Linked DNA regions of Homo sapiens: region 2 is linked to region 1. A link is a contact called in ENCODE Hi-C or POLR2A ChIA-PET data. All regions are on one chromosome and are shown on one strand. The core of a region is the stretch at or near the end of the contact, and the rest is flanking DNA. Distances in the headings are between cores, read along the strand shown. Region 1 has its middle 19 kb from the start of LINC01413. Region 2 overlaps GCOM1 (GCOM1, MYZAP-POLR2M combined locus).

The links. A loop is a pair of places that touch in the nucleus more often than their neighbours do. ChIA-PET counts read pairs that join two places held with the same protein, here RNA polymerase II (POLR2A). Pooled maps may share reads with other maps.
Region 2: a loop to region 1 is called in a pooled map, with 2.5 times the contacts of the local background. The contact joins two enhancer-like sites. A Hi-C loop is called at or near these places in 2 of 168 maps with a recorded cell type or tissue (PC-9 and mammary epithelial cell) and 4 of 50 pooled maps. POLR2A ChIA-PET finds 5 or more read pairs at or near these places in 1 of 52 experiments (WTC11).

What each region holds. Positions count from the first base shown.
Region 1 is chr15:57,336,908-57,339,874 of GRCh38, reverse strand. No RefSeq gene overlaps it. Among named protein-coding and RNA genes, the nearest start is that of LINC01413, 19 kb to the right of the region's middle. Within about 2 kb of position 1,513, at least 11 of the 41 ENCODE cell types and tissues checked have a DNase peak (open chromatin) inside an H3K27ac peak, as active enhancers do.
Region 2 is chr15:57,625,321-57,628,673 of GRCh38, reverse strand. GCOM1 (GCOM1, MYZAP-POLR2M combined locus) reads right to left here. Exons shown (of 17, transcript NR_104371.3): 5 at 2,782-2,895. It overlaps MYZAP (myocardial zonula adherens protein), which reads right to left. Exons shown (of 13, transcript NM_001018100.5): 5 at 2,782-2,895. Among named protein-coding and RNA genes, the nearest start is that of MYZAP, 35 kb to the right of the region's middle. Within about 2 kb of position 1,757, at least 6 of the 41 ENCODE cell types and tissues checked have a DNase peak (open chromatin) inside an H3K27ac peak, as active enhancers do.

The DNA.
Region 1 (2,967 bases), core at 264-2,763:
GAGTTTCACTCTTATTGCCCAGGCTGGAGTGCAATGGTGAGATCTTGGCTCACTGCAACCTCTGCCTCCCAGGTTCAAGCAATTCTCCTGCCTCAGCCTCCTGAGTAGCTGGGATTACAGGCATGGGCCACCATGCCCGGCTAATTTCGTATTTTTAGTAGAGACAGAGTTTCTCCATGTTGGTCAGACTGGTCTCAAACTCCCAACCTCAGGGGATCCGCCTGCCTTGGCCTCCCAAAGTGCTGGGATTACGGGCATGAGCCACCGTGCCTGGCTAGAAAAGAGGTTTAATTGGCTCACAGTTCTCCAGGCTGTAAGGAAGCATGGCCCCAACATCTGCTCATCTTCTGAGGAGGCCTCAGGAAGCTTATGATCATGGCAGAAGGTGAAGGGGGAGCAGGCACGCCACATGGCAAAAGCAGGAACAAGAGAGACAGCTGGTGGTGGGGGGTGCCACAGACTCTTCAATGACCAGGTCTCACAAGAATTCACTCACTATGATGAGGACAGCACCAAGCCATGAGGGATCGGCTCCCATGATCCCAACACCTCCCACCAGATCCCACCTCCATCACTGGGGATCACAATGCAACCTGAGATTTGGGCGAGGACAAATATCCAAACTATATCAAGCATCTTCCTTCCCCTTTCTCCCTTCCCCTCCTGATTCTGGGGAGAAGAGGCTGCTGTGTGTTTCTGAAGGGCTGAGTGTTCTCACCCACCCCCAACCCCCCAAGTAAAGAACTCTTATGTTTCAGGCCCATGGGGTGTGGGGAGAGGTGGTCCCAGAGGAGCAGGGCGTGAGATTGGCAGCTTTAGTTGAAGAGGCTGGGATAGATAGGGGGGCAGGGGTGGTGGTCTCAGCAAATGGTGAGGAGTGAGGGGGAAGGGTGTCCAAGGCTGCTCAGGGGGTGGAGCATGAATACCCAGAGGCTGAGCTTCAACTCATCAGCACTGCTCCCGGGGACCACAGTGACTGAAGAGTGAACCTCTGAGCAGTGCTCAGGGCGTCCTGAGGCCCGGAGAGCCAGTTCTCTGAATGGTGCAAGACCCTGTCAGGTCCACAGGACCCCAGAAGCCAGGAAGCACAACAAATTGGATTTCCGCCCATGCTGAGTAGATGGGAGCTAGAAAACCAAAGAAGGCCAGGTGTGTTGGCTCACGCCTGTAATCCCAGCACTTCGGGAGGCCGAGGCGGGCGGATCACTTGAAGTCAGGCATTTGAGACCAGCCTGGCCAACATGGTGAAACCCTGTCTGTATTAAAAATACAAAAATTAGCTGGGCATGGTGGCATGCACCTGTAATCCCAACTACTTGGGTGGCTGAGGCATGAGAATCTCTGAACCTGGGAGGCAGAGATTGCAGTGAGCTGAGATTGCACCACTGCACTCCAGCCTGGGCGACAGAGTGAGACTCTGTCTTACAAAAAAAAAAAAAGAAAAAAGAAACAAAGAAACAAAGAAAAAGAAAATCAATGGCCCTTGCGCCAGAGTGTCTTGGAGGGAGTCCACACTGACACGCCCACGGGGGGAGCTGCTGAAAGCATTCCCCAGTCCAGTGCTGCCCCGTGAGCACCGCCACCTGTTTCCCGCTTTCCTGGCCACCGTACATACATTTGTTCATGTTTATAGACTCTGAATATAGAGACCCCACACAAGAAGAGAAAGGCTCAGAAAAACAATGTTATGACCTGCTTCCTGAGGCACCCTGCCTGCAGGAAGTGCTTTTCACAGCAAGAAATTCTGACTCCAGGACCCATATTTTTAGCAGGAACATGGTCAGTCAACACACATCCTCTAGGCCTGCCCTGGACCAGATGACCAGGAGGAAGCAGCCGTGAGTCACAGGGAGAAAGCCGGTGGCTCTGACAGGGACGCCTGCTGCTCCGCCGGGGAACAGCTTTCCCCTGGTTTCAGTTAGAAAGGTCAGGGGACGCCTGACCACACAAGGCTCACGGGAACTGTGGAGGGCGGCCCCTCAGGCCACAATCAGCAGGTGCCCACCATGGCTTCTCTCCTGGCAGGTGAGGACTTCAGTTTTTCTCCATGGCTTGGCTCACCTGTTCTCTTATTCTCAGAGCCATAATCACCCTCCTCCTGCCCCAGCCTGGAGCTCTCTGAGACCCTCCACTATAGTAACCAGCACAGCCTAGAGAGGGTAAATCCTCCGGTGCCCCCAACATCCCACCTTCATGTTGCAGCGAGGCCCAAAATGTCCCAGAAGAAAAACAAACTCCATCGCACACCAAAAACCCACCAAAAAACGTGAAATCACCTTCATAATTTGGGAAGTATAAACATAGTTCTATTTGTTCTGTAACGTATTTTTCATGATCAGGAAATGAAGACAAAGAAAGGCTTTGGGAATTGTTTTATGGAGAGGACACCATCTTCCAGGTCCTGCCAGCTCAGGGCTCCCATCTTTCAGCCCCTCCAGAGCTGAGCCCGGAGGGCTGGGGCCGCCCTCTCCCTGCTCCTGAGCCACAGAAGCCCAAGGCTGGCCCTGAAGACCTAACAGCCTCAGGCATTTGCAGCCCCCTTGGCCTAAAAGGGCTGTTAAGAGAGGTGCAGACGTGGGCCCTGCCCATTCACCCTCAGAGGAGGTCGCGACTTCCACCCCAGCAAGAGTACCCCTAGGACTGTGGAGTGCAGAGGACAGCGACCGTTGACTAGGTACCTGGTGCAGGGTCTTGCCCTCCCTCCCTGTAGCCCGATATGGGAAGGGCCACAGTCCAAGTCCATGTTCATGCTGCTCCTCCAGGAGGCCTTCCCAAACATCTTCTCGATGCCGAGTAACTCACAGATCCCATATAGAAATAGACCTTGGAAGGGATCTCTCTTCTTGCAAATGAAGAAACTGAAGACCAGAGATGTACCTCAAATCACACAGCGAGTAACCGGCAGAGCCAGGAGGCTCCTCTGCCCCCAGGCCAGAGAGGGCTTGCAATCTGGCTTCCGAGCAGTGG
Region 2 (3,353 bases), core at 508-3,007, 290 kb before region 1:
TAATAAAGAAGTACTAAGGAACAGAATTTGGTAATGCAGACAAGTGATTTTTGCTCCAAGCCGCACAAGTAATTTTTGCTCCAGGCCGCACTGAAGCAAGGATGTTTAAATCAATAGTGTTGGCCATGCGTGATGGCTCATGACTGTAATCCCAGCACTTTGGGAGGCTGAGGTGGGAGGAGCACCTGAGCCTGGAGTTCAAGACTAGCCTGGGCAACTACAAAAAAAATTTAAAAACCAGCTAGACATGGTTGTGTGTACCTGTAGCCCCAGCTACCCAGGAGGCTGAGGCATGAGGATCACTTGAGCCTAGGAGGTCAAGGCTGCAGTGAACTATATCACACTGCTGCACTCCAGCCTGCGCAACAGAGCAAGACCCCATCTCTAAAAAAATAATAAAAAAGAAAAAGAAAAAAATGGTGGTGCTATTTACTGCTTTGGTTTCTACTTGGTTAACTCTCCTTAGAGATAAATGGCCTCCACAGAATCTGTGCCGTTGGAAAGTCATCTTCTACTGTGTCCCCAGTCATCTACAATTTCACATTAGAAGATGTGAAAACCCTGGTGTTGGGCACTGTTTCTAACACCTCTGTGCTCTTGTCTAGATGATCAGTCTCTGAAGCTTCCTCAATTCCTCAGCCTCTACTTTGGACAATATAAGCCTTTCACTCCTAAACCTACTTGAATCAAGAAAAAGAATTTCTGAAGGAGGTGATTAGATACTAAAGAAAATACTGAAGCTATTTGGAAGCATGGAGTCACAGAACATTTGAGCTTCAAGGGGCTTTAGAAACCACCTAGACCAGCCACCCACTCCCCCAGCCCCACTGGCTTCACAGATTCTACTCGTGTATCCACACAAAAACCTACACTCTGGTCCAAGAGACCAGGATTTTTCTAATCCTGGCTCTGTCACTAGGTAGGCATCTTGCTCATGTCATTTCTCTCTGTCGGCCTCAGTTTGTCTATTCATAAAACTGAGATCCTCTCAGTTCTTTCTAGCTCTGACATTCTATGGAATCAAACCAAGGGTCTGGTCTCCCTGTCAATAATAATGAAAGTGGACAGAGTGGGCCAGTGGAAGAGGCTGGGGTCTTGCATAAGGAAGAAGCCAGCTCTCTTCAGACTCGGTCCACCAGGTACTCGAGTGGTCCTCAGCATCAGTGCCTAACACCGTGCATCAGCCCTCTTCCTCTACCAGGTTGAGTTTCCTGCTGTGAGATGGCTTCTCCTTCTCCTTCTCCTCCTCCTCCTCCTCCCCCTTCCCCTCCCCTCCCCCTCCCCCTCCCCCTCCCTCTCCCTCTCTCTTTGTCTCTCTCTTTCTGTTTCTCTCAGCGGTTTTAGCTATAAGGCTCCTTTGGCTGTCCAGGACTAAGAGCCTGCATGATAACTAGGAATCAGTCAAGGTGCCTGGGTCAGAGCTGGCCCAGCTCAAACAGCTGACCTCTGCAGTAAATGCCAGAGTGTTGGCCAGATGGCAAAGCACAAGAATTGCCAGAAAATACTGGCAAATATATTTTTCTTTCTGGGAAGAAAAACCAGAGATGTAGTACAAATACCGACTAAGTCTGAACTCAGGTGAGATAAAGCCCTTGCTGGTGGGCTGGGAATGAGACAGCGTCCGAAAGGGGAGGAAAGGGAGCCTTGGCAAGCCCCCCCGACCACAGGAGGAAGGGAAAACAAAGGCTGCTGAGCAAACCAGACCCAGTGGGGCTTGGCCTGAGGCCAGGGGAAAGCTGGCATACACTCAAGAGAGCCAGGAAAAGGGTGGGACTCAGAAGCCCCACCAGAAATGGGCATCGCAGATGACCCCAAACACGAGGCCACCCAGACCCACTCCAGGACAGTGGCCGAGCCCTGCTGTTGTCACTGCTGCCATACCAACTGTTATCAGAGAATTAGGGGAAGTGGAGAATCCCAACATGAAAATTTATTTATCTAAAATTACTTATATAGAACCAGAAAGGATTTGAAATAGGTTTTGGAACTTTTGAGAGGAGGATAAAAAGATAAGAGCCAAATAAATTTGGAGGAGAGGTAAAAACTGTTGTTCATACATTTGGAAATGAAGACCAAGGGAAGCTATTTCAAATACATACAATGCTTTGCTTTGAACATTTTCAAATTAATTTGCATGTTAGGGGACTTGTAAGAGTAAGAATGGGAAGCACTTGAAGGGTTAGCTCCTGTAAACCAAATCAACCAAGAAAACAATGCCTCAAAGTGAGATAACAACATGCATTTTCACAAATATAAGATACCGGGTCTTTCTGTTTCCCTGTCTGCTACTACAAGACGTGGAATATCCATGATTCTTTCTGATACAAAATAATTTCTAATTATAAAAAAGTGTTTACAGGCCTTTTTTATATTGCTTGCCATGAAGGAGTACAGATTGTCCTTAGTGAAGTCTGTGTTATTCTGTGATTAGGTGGCACTTCCTGTGGCACTGGGACTGGAGGAAGAGGGCTGACGTGTGGGGTTAGGCACTGATGCTGAGGACCACTCGGGTATCTGGTGAAGCAAGCAACATCTCTCACACTAAACTCGGGGTCTAAATTTCCTTTTCAGAGAGCAAAAACAAAGCCTTAGAGTCTCAGCTTGGAAATGCTTCCTTCAGTTTCCTACACTGTCTTCTGGGCACAGTCTTCACAGTGGTTCTGCTTAAAGAATTCTGAATCATGAGCTAAGGATGTTCTGTGACTTATTTTTCTGCAAAGGCACAGTCCCCACTCTTGATTAAGCTGGGTTGCCCTGTCATAGCAGTAAGCAGATGAGTACCTGCAGGCCAATGGAATCTGATGCCAAGGCTGAGTTCATGGCATTAAAACGATCCAGGGCAGACGACTGGGTTTGGATGTGATTCTCCAGATACTCCTGCTGAGCATGGGAAACCTGGACAGATCGAGGAGACAGTCACACAAAATCAATCCCTACACGTTCACGACAATCTTCAGTTAGGCTGGAACTTTCTTCTGTTAGAAGCCACATCTACTTCAACAATATCTAAAGTAAAGCTTTAAATTAAAAGTCAACATCTGCATGATCCAGAGAGAAGGGCAAGAATCACCTTCCTTTGGATAGTGTTTACTCACAGACCCTCATTTAGCCCTCTCAACAACACTGTGCAGGAGTCAGAATGTTGTCCTTTGTAAGGAAGAAAACAATCAGAGAAGTTATGTGATTTGCTCACTGTCAAACAGCTCAGAAGTGGCGCTCCTAGAACTAGAACCCAGTTGAAATAACTTCTGCAGCCACCTTGTTCTTTGTAGTCACCATGGAGAGAATATGCTTTGGTCTCACTCAATTCTCAAGAGTGTTTTTGTAATCCCAGCACTGTGGGAGGCCGAGGC